Regions from separate parts of the Homo sapiens genome. Here region 1 is linked to region 2. The links are chromatin contacts, found by Hi-C in ENCODE. All regions are on one chromosome and are shown on one strand. Each heading gives the region's core, a stretch centred on a gene start or an enhancer-like site at or near the end of the contact. The rest is flanking DNA. Distances are from core to core; before and after follow the strand shown.

The links. Hi-C counts contacts between places; a loop is a spot of excess contacts on that map. Pooled maps may share reads with other maps.
Region 1: a pooled map shows a loop between it and region 2 (23-fold over the local background). The contact joins the enhancer-like site here to the promoter of EDRF1-DT in region 2. A Hi-C loop is called at or near these places in 2 of 37 single-sample maps with no recorded cell type and 4 of 50 pooled maps.

Annotation. Positions count from the first base shown.
Region 1 is chr10:123,395,679-123,400,287 of GRCh38, forward strand. The region is part of intron 6 of LINC02641 (long intergenic non-protein coding RNA 2641); the gene reads left to right. Among named protein-coding and RNA genes, the nearest start is that of LINC02641, 50 kb to the left of the region's middle. RefSeq lists an enhancer at 2,407-2,716. Within about 2 kb of position 2,638, at least 2 of the 41 ENCODE cell types and tissues checked have a DNase peak (open chromatin) inside an H3K27ac peak, as active enhancers do.
Region 2 is chr10:125,716,292-125,721,226 of GRCh38, forward strand. EDRF1-DT (EDRF1 divergent transcript) reads right to left here and starts at 3,202. Exons shown (of 5, transcript NR_033847.1): 1 at 3,131-3,202. EDRF1 (erythroid differentiation regulatory factor 1) reads left to right here and starts at 3,418. Exons shown (of 25, transcript NM_001202438.2): 1 at 3,418-3,624; 2 at 4,913-4,935. The coding sequence starts at 3,517. RefSeq lists enhancers at 2,534-2,643, 3,124-3,203, 3,319-4,301.

The DNA of each region.
Region 1 (4,609 bases), core at 1,388-3,887, 2.3 Mb before region 2:
AGGGTGAGGAGAAAGCTTTGAGTTGGGCATGAGATTGGAATTTTAAACTAGACACAATTTTAATAATGAAAATAACCTAAAAGTTTTAGAATCTGCCCAAGAGACCCTTCCAGGATATGCTGAGCCCCCAGGAAGGGACAGCTGGTGCTGCACCATTAGAGTGGCATTCAGGGAAGTAAAATGACTTGATATGCTCAGGCCACTCAGTGGAGGCTGGGTGTCCCGCTATTGCTGGTGGCTGAGAACTGCTGTCCTGCCTGGGTTGGCCTGGATGTTCTGGCTCCTGTCCACCTCTGGGACCACACAGACCTCCTACTGGGCATCCTGATGGGGAAAACCAGGGCCATGGCTGAGACAATCAGGCTCTGATGGTCAAACTGAATGGCTGTGGACAGTCCACAGTGAGATGGCAGGTGTCTGCCTGGCAGGCGTCCAGGTGAAGGAGCAGTGACCAGGTCCGCCTGCGTTTGGGTTGGGCTTCTGGATGTGTTGTCCACATATGCAGGTGGAACACGGGACTGTTATGTGGCTTCCCTGTCAGACACCTGAGCTGGCTGCCTGCATTTATCTGGTTCGACACCAGGTACTTTTCGACACCAGGTACTTCCCCCAAACACAAAGCTAGGCTGTTAATGACAGCATAAAGATGGCACAGGATGTGCATAATCCAACTGAGGCTATTACAAGAAAGAAAATTTGGTGAAAGATGCCCAATGCATTGGGAAAGATGAAATGCCTCTTTCCATACATATGAGTTTTATCCAGCTAGAAATAGACTGTTTAAATAACTTTCTTAATTAAATAAAGAGGATATTTTAAAGTTAGATCTGGAAAACCCTCATACCTCCAGCGCATGGTTTCAATGAAATATCCCTTAACATGAAAATATAGACAGTTAGTTTTTTCTTCCAAAGTGAAATGCTGAGAGGCTTCCATTCCTGGTTTATTATGCTTTCTGTATCTCTGCTCATTTTTCACCAGTATTGCATTAAGTATTGATATTGATTTCTTGTAAATGGAACTGAAATAGATGGCCCACAGTTTTTGTTATTGTTCGGTGGCACTTGTATGTAATTTATTATGGCTGTAATGGAGGCTGCCCCTCGCTGCCACGGCTTAAATTAAATGTGCCACACTCTGGCCTCTGCTTGTCACCGGCATCTCTCATTTGATAGCAAAAATTATTATGTATAAAGTTTCTCTTTCCTTCTCACCCCTTCCATAAGAAACAATAACTGTGCCCTTTGTATTGTTTTGAAAGTTTGTGTTGATGACGTCCATCATTAGTGAAAAATATGAAAGTAGGAAGGGAGAGGACAATTTCCTCCTGGCAGCTGGGTTCTGTTTGGTTTCTGGGAGGCCTGGCAGACAGGAGACCTGGAGTCCTGGCCTGGTTTTACTTCAACTCAATGGAGTGACCTTGGGCTAGTCCCCTTCTCCTTCTGACTGTGGTTTTGTGAAGATGCATCCATGGCTCACGTATGTGCAGGGCTCCAATGACAGCCCCTGCAGTCCAGGGCCAGGGAGCTAAGGTGCCCTTTGTCTGTGTGTTTTCCCTGTAGGGAGTGCCCCAGGATAAGCTGGTGAGATGGCAGGGTGGCACCTGAGTGGGCTTGGGCACCAGGCTGTCATGGCTGAGGACATCTGAAGGCAAAATTGCCTGGGGACAAGCAGCTTTGGGTGTCCCATCCAAGGTGCAGTGCAGGTCCACAGAGAGGAGGCACATCTTGAAGCCAGAGAGTGGCCCCCTCCACAACAGGAAAGGGCAAAGCAAGGACAAGGGGAAAGTGTCCTGGCAAAAAAACAAAAACAAAAACAAAACAAAAAAAACACACAACCCAAAACTGGAAATTCTCTTTCTCTTTCAGTTGAACCTCTTGGCTGGGCCAGTACCCGAAAAGCCACACCGAATAATCTTGGGGAATAGCTGTGCGACCATCCTTTCCCAGCATGCTCAGGATTCTGCAAATGTCCTCTGCCTTCTCTAAGGCCCCCATCTCCCTTTCAGGGTTCTGTAGCGTGTGTTCAACTTCTGGCCTGTGTCTTTCACTGTGTCGGGGTATTTTTAGGGGGATAGAATAGGGTGAGAAGCAACAGGAACTATCATGACTGGGGGGAATAGGCAGGCCCAGTATTAACGTGGCGTGTGTGTGTGTGTGTGTGTGTGTGTGTGTGTGTGTGTGTGTGTATTTGTGTGAATGTGTGCATGTGTGTGTTTGTGTTTGTGCATAGCACCTCAAGTGTAGGCATCTTTATTCCCAAGACAGCCCTTGCCAAAGACAGGGTCAAGTCACATGCTCTTAGACCTGATAATTCTGCTTATGTGATTTTCACTTCAAATGATTTCCTGTTAGGCATAAAGGTTTCTACTAAAGAAAAATTTAAGGTCCTCACACAAGCCACTTCTGCTCCTCCACTTCTTAAAGAACCAAGTTAGATTTTAGTGCATTCAGCATGGGGCAAAACAGTGTCTATTAATTAGACTTTCATTTCTATTGACAATGGGGCCTACAGGCCTTGCACTGAGGTGGACACAGACCTTTTGTGGTGCCCTGTTGATCCTGGTTCTGCTCGTGGAAAATTAGGCCTGATTGCCCTATGAAGGCCCCTTCTCTAGTTTCCCTCTCTCACCTGCTAAGTCTCCATTCTTCCTCTAACTGCTTTAAATAGGTCAGCTGAGTTTCATTCTTACAGTCATCAGGCCTTTGGTGAAGGCATCTGTGCTCTTGCTGAAGTCTGCAACATTTCCCAACATGCAGGCCAAGGGCCCTTCTCTTTCGGTCTGACCACTTGTCTGTTCATGCATGCATGCTTTCATTCATTCAGAAAATGTGTCAAGAAAAGAGCACATGATTTGGAGGCAGACGTAATTCAGTGGTGTGCCGGAGTGGGATATTTCCAGCTTGCAAAAGCGGATTGCTAAATTTGTAAGTGTTTTGCAGCTGGTTTTTAAACATATATTAAAAATGAAATTGTAGAAAATTGCAATTAAATAAATTATATCAAAAACAGAAAATAAATACTCAAAACTCATCATTTTCTAATTATTTTATAACATTGTATTACCATCTGTATCAGAGGTTTCCAAAGTTTTTCTATGAAAGTGCAGATAGTAAGTATTTTAGGCTTTCTTGTCTCTGACACACTATTCAGGTCTGCTGTTTTAAGGTAAAAGGAGCCACAGACAATGCATCAAAGAATGGGCATGGCTGTACTCCTGTAAAACTATTTATAAACATGTAGCACTAGATTTGGCCCATAGCCCAGGTCAAGTTTGCCAACTCTTGATCTATGCTTTTGAGGTTATTTATGTCTGTAATATCCTTCTGGTGGAAATACTGTATAATGGTTGCTCCCCAACTCTGCCTTCCATGAGCTCATGCTGGCAGCTTGGAATCAGCCATGGTGGGAGTATTTACACCACAGAAATTGGCAAACACTAACAATCAGTTCTCTTTTCCCAGAGAACTGGCTAAACATTCACGGGGACACCACTGGGTGCGTCTGAGTCTTGACTCCGTGTTATATTAGCTCTGTGGCCTTAGGCACATGATTTACTTTCTGAGCTTTAGTTACCTTCAATAAAGGCAGAGACTGTGCCTATCCCAGAGCACTGGCAGGGGCTGAAGTGACACAATGTGACCTAACGCGTGTAAAGCACACAGCCATGGGGCCTGGTTTAAGGGGGATTCACAGTTGAGACAAGAACTGGCTCTGGCCTCAGGAATTCTCAGGGTCCCGGAGGGAGAAGGTATAGCTCAACCATAGAACGTAAAAGAAAGAATCATAACCTGCAGTGGAAAGATCTGATCAGCCACTCTCCAACCTGGGGACTTCTGACAGCTGATTCTTGGGCCTCAGAGCTATGGTTTCAATCTCAACCACGACCCTCCAGGCAAGCCCTCTGCAACCCAGCTCCTGCCTCCACTTCCCACTGCTGACCCGACCACACACCCCGAGACCCTTCGCCCTTCCTGATGCACAGTCACGCCCTACAGTCCTTGTTCCCACTACCCCCCTCTTCCTGCGCCTCCCGTCCCTGCCCTTGTCTCTGGACTCAGCTCACAGGCAGCCTCCCTCCGTAGCTTCTCAGCCACTCCCAGATAGATCTCCCCATCTACAGGCTTCTATATCCTTGAGAGGGGATTCCAGCTCTTCCCCGTGGCCTGTGAGGCCCTGCACGCTCTGGACCCCTAGGAATGAATCATGTTTGGTATTTTCTATATTTTATGATGCTTTGACATCTTGGGGACCTTACTGGCCAGAAAGCAAATTGCCTGCAAGCCCACCACCACTCACATGTAACCAACCAGTCCAGGGCCCATTCTCCACTCACCTTCTCTATCTCACTCACACACTAACCAATATTTCCCCTGCCCTAAACCACCCCTGAACCAGATACCGAGCATCTAGAGACCACCCCAGAGTCCAGAGGTCCCCCAACACGATTCAGACTAGCTGGTCCTGGGCTGTTTCCTCTGCCTGGCCTGGCCTTTCCTGAGGAAACCACAATGAGGGCTCTGCTGGCCTAGGCTTCTGCCTCACTCTTTGTGTCTTGGCCCTGTCCAGTCCTTCACCTCGTGGTTCTCTCTCTTGTCACTCAATTGCC
Region 2 (4,935 bases), core at 1,952-4,451:
TCCCTTGTAAGTTGGATTCCTAGGTATTTTATTCTCTTTGAAGCAATTGTGAATGGGAGTTCACTCATGATTTGGCTCTCTATTTGTCTGTTATTGGTGTACAAGAATGCTTGTGATTTTTGTACATTGATTTTGTATCCTGAGACTTTGCTGAAGTTGCTTATCAGCTTAAGGAGATTTGGGGCTGAGACAATGGGGTTTTCTAGATATACAATCATGTCATCTGCAAACAGGGACAATTTGACTTCCTCTTTTCCTAATTAAATACCCTTTATTTCCTTCTCCTGACTAATTGCCCTGGCCAGAACTTCCAACACTATGTTGAATAGGAGTGGTGAGAGAGGGCATCCCTGTCTTGTGCCAGTTTTCAAAGGGAATGCTTCCAGTTTTTGCCCATTCAGTATGATATTGGCTGTGGGTTTGTCATAGATAGCTCTTATTATTTTGAGATACAGCCCATCAATACCTAATTTATTGAGAGTTTTTAGCATGAAGAGTTGTTGAATTTTGTCAAAGGACTTTTCTGCATCTATTGAGATAATCATGTGGTTTTTGTCTTTGGTTCTGTTTAAATAACTAAAATCAGAGCAGAACAGAAGGAAATAGAGACACAAAAAACCCTTCAAAAAATTAATGAATCCAGGAGCTGGTTTTTTGAAAGGACCAACAAAACTGATAGACTGCTAGCAAGACTAATAAAGAAGAAAAGAGAGAAGAATCAAATAGATGCAATAAAAAATGATAAAGGGGATATCACCACCGATCCCACAGAAATACAAACTACCATCAGAGAATACTACAAACACCTCTATGCAAATAAACTAGAAAATCTAGAAGAAATGGATAAATTCCTCGACACATACACCCTCCCAAGACTAAACTAGGAAGAAGTTGAATCTCTGAATAGACCTATAACAGGCTCTGAAATTGTGGCAATAATCAATAGCTTACCAACCAAAAAGAGTCCAGGACCAGATGGATTCACAGCCGAATTCTACCAGAGGTACAAGGAAGAACTGGTACCATTCCTTCTGAAACTATTCCAATCAATAGAAAAAGAGGGAATCCTCCCAACTCATTTTATGAGGCCAGCATCATCCTGATACCAGAGCCGGGCAGAGGCACAACCAAAAAAGAGAATTTTAGACCAATATCCTTGATGAACATTGATGCAAAAATCCTCAATAAAATACTGGCAAACCGAATCCAGCAGCACATCAAAAAGCTTATCCACCATGATCAAGTGGGCTTCATCCCTGGGATGCAAGGCTAGTTCAATATATGCAAATCAATAAATGTAAAGAATAAATTTTAAATCACTTCATTTTACGGCTCAGAGGTCTGTTTTGTGGACACAGAGACAGAAATGGAGACGTTTTTAAAATTAAGATCATATTGCACATTGGCTTTTTTTTTTTTATACGGAGTCTCGCTCTGCTGCCCAGGCTGGAGTGCAGTGGTGCAATCTCGGCTCACTGCCAGCTCCGTCTCCTGGGTTCACACCATTCTCCCGCCTCAGGCTCCTGAGTAGCTGGGACTACAGGTGCCTGCCACCAAACCTGGCTAATTTTGTTTTTGTATTTTTAGTAGAGACGGGGTTTCACCGTGTTAGCCAGGATGGTCTCGATCTCCTGACCTCGTGATCCACCCGCATCTGCCTCCCAAAGTGCTGGGATTACAGGCGTGAGCCACCGCGCTAGGCTGCATATTGGCTTTTTAAAATTTCACTTATCACTTAACATTATATGATATGCAATTTAAATGTTCTTAAATATTCCTGAAAAACAAGTTTATGGTTGCACAGGGTTTATTTTCTACCAAAACCAAATTTGACTATCCTCCTCCTAGTGTTAGATATTATGTTCAACTTTTCACCATAAAAAACAATGCATAACTTGCAAAAACCAAAAAAGAATTATTGGCTGCAATATTCAAATGAAATGATAAAAATCAAAATCAATACATGTTGAAGTAAATGTCTACAAAATACACTATTATATCAAATTAACTGTTAAATTTAATTCACTATTATTATTTTTTTAAGACAGAGTCTCACTATCGCCCAGGCTGGAGCGCAGTGTTGCCATCTCTGCTCACTGCAACCTCTGCCTCCCAGGTTCAAGCGATTCTCCTGCCTCAGCCTCCCTAGTAGCTGGGATTACAGGCGCCCACCACCACATCTGGCTAATTTTTGTATTTTTAGTAGAGATGGGGTTTCACCCTGTTCGTCAGGCTGGTCTCGATCTCCTGACCTCAGGCAATCTGCCCACCTCGGCCTCCCAAAGTGCAGGGATTAAAGGCGTGAGCCACCGCGCCCGGCCTGTTAAATTTAATTCATAAAATTGTTTTGTTACATTTGAAAGCAATTTGTGAGTTGAATGCTTACTCATCAGGAGCATTCCTGAAAACGGACAGGACAGTGAGTTGTAAGAGCCAAACGTGAATTACAAATTGAGACAGCCAAATTGCAAGAGCCAAGTTAATTTTTAAAAACACTTTCTGTATCTTACGGCACAACAAAACACTTTTACTACAAAACATGTATTGTATAACGGATGTGGCTGCGTTTGACAGTTTGAGATGACACTGAGGAGTGTGAAAGAGAGCCTGGACCTTCAAAGCTTGCAAACGGCCCGGGCTATTTCTCCACCTCTTCGCTACTCAAAGCGCTGGCATCGTTTCCTGGGAACCTGTGAGAAATGCCGAGTCTCGGACCCATCCAGAGCGCCCGAATGGAAACCTAGGCGTTACGAGGCCCCAGGTTCAGCGTCTCACGGGTCCTGCACCACCTGGGACGCCCCGCAAGCAGCGGGCATGCCGGGCCCCCAGAAGACTCCGAAAGCCACCCATTCCCTAAACGGGGAGGGCCTCGTCCGCGCGTCCCAGCGCCCTCCCCGGAAGCCCCGCCGCTCCCACACCCAGGATGGGGCCACATGGGCACTAAAAGGCGGGCAGGAGCGCCCAGTCTCGAGATGGCTGGCTCGCCTTTCCAGTCCGGGCCCTCGGGGTGCCCGTGTGAAAAGATGTGACACTGAAGCCTGGGGAAGAAGTTTGAACCTCTCACTAATTCACGTAACGGGAGCCGCCGGCAGCGCTGACGGCTGCACCTCCCCTCCCACGCGGACACTACCTGCAGGATCGGACGACCCCCAGAACTGTTTGCCAACAAAGACATGCAGGGGGCGGAGCCTGAGCGTCAGATACCGTGAGCGGCGTGCAGAGGGCGGAGCCTAGGAGTCAGATACCGCGAGAAGTAGTCTCCCGAAGAGGTTCGGACAAGCGCAGGCGCACTACAATTCCCGCCCTGGCCGCGAAGGTGGCACCCGCAGCGGGAGGCGGGGCCGGGCCTTCGGGACAAAGATCGCGAGATTTAATGGCGAGTCACAGCTACTTCTTCCTGGCAGAGACCGGAAGTGCGGTCCGCGGAGCGTCTCTGGCGCTTACCCTGCTTTGGGCCTGCGTTGCTGCTGCTGCTCCTCCGCTCCCCCGTCGTATCGCCTGCCCTGGATCGAAGTGATGGGGGATGCCAAGGAGGCCGGAGCCGAGGGTCCGCCGGCCGGGGCCGCCGCTCGAGGAGGGCTCAGCCTCCTGTCCCAGGGAGAATCCGAGGAATCTTCTGCACAGGTGAGTCCTCCGCGGAGGGGGACCTGCCAGGGATGTGGGAGCGGAGGACCCGCTCCACCGGGGAGGGATGCCACGGTTCCCGGCAGATTCTGGAGGCTTCTCCATGTTTCCCTGACACCCCCAAAACAGGGAGTTGAAGTCCATGCTCCAGTCGGCAGGTATTCGTATTAAAAGCAGTTCTGGTAGCCGACAGGTGAATTAGATACGATCTTTCCTCTCAAGGAGGGTACATGTAAATATGTCGTTCCAAAACGTGGCACAGTCGTGCAAAGCAGGAGGGAAGAAACGGTGCCAGGTAGTGACTCGCCGAGAATGAGACCGAACTAATTCACAAAGGGTGTAAAATGTTTGCCATGCAGAAGAGGTACTGCGTGAAAGGTTAGAATATTGAACCCAGACGCCGAACTTGCTTTGGGAGTGTGCAAGTGCAGGCTGTGAGGAACGAACCCCCAATGCCTTTCTATGAAGTTAGAGACTCAAGAGTATTTGAACCATGCATGCATGCATGAACCGATGCATCGATTACTAAATATTTGCATTAAAACAAAAAGCCCAAATGTTCTACCAGACTATTTTATGAATGATGTGTTATTAAAATTAAAATACATCTTTGGCCGGGCGCGGTGGCTCACGCCTGTAATCCTAGCACTTTGGGAGGCCGAGGTGGGTGGATCACCTGAGGTCGGGGAGTTCGAGACCAGCCTGGCCAACATGGCAAAACCCTGTCTCTACTAAAAATACAAAAATTAGCCGGACGTGGTAGTGCACGCCTGTAATTCCAGCTACTAGGGAGGCTGAGGCAGGAGAATGGCGTAAACCCCAGAAGCCGAGGTTGCAGTGAGCCATGATTGCTCCACTGCACCCTAGCCTGGGCGACAAAGCAAGACTGCGTCTCAAAAAAAAAAAAAAAAAGAATTAAAATACATCTTTAATACTGAAAATAGGCTTTACTAAAGTTTGCATCTAGTTAACATGATACCATTGAGTCTCCTTGGTTTCTGCTTCTCCACTTTACATGAATACATTTTAAAAGAGATGTGGGTGGTCCATTTTCTAGCTGATAACCATAACCATCATACTCCTTGACTCATCTTTTTTCTTTGAAGTTGGTGTAAAAGAACTAAGTAAATGTTACCATTTATGCTCAAATTTATTAAGTGCTGTTAGTAACATGTGGCATACGTTCCTTGTGAAGCCTGGTGTGACAGGTTCTTGTTTTCTTTTTATAAAGGTGAGATTTTTCGTTCTTAGTAATTTTCATTAAAGTTTCACCCAATGTGTTAATTAGGGATCAGCTTTATTTCTTGGAGG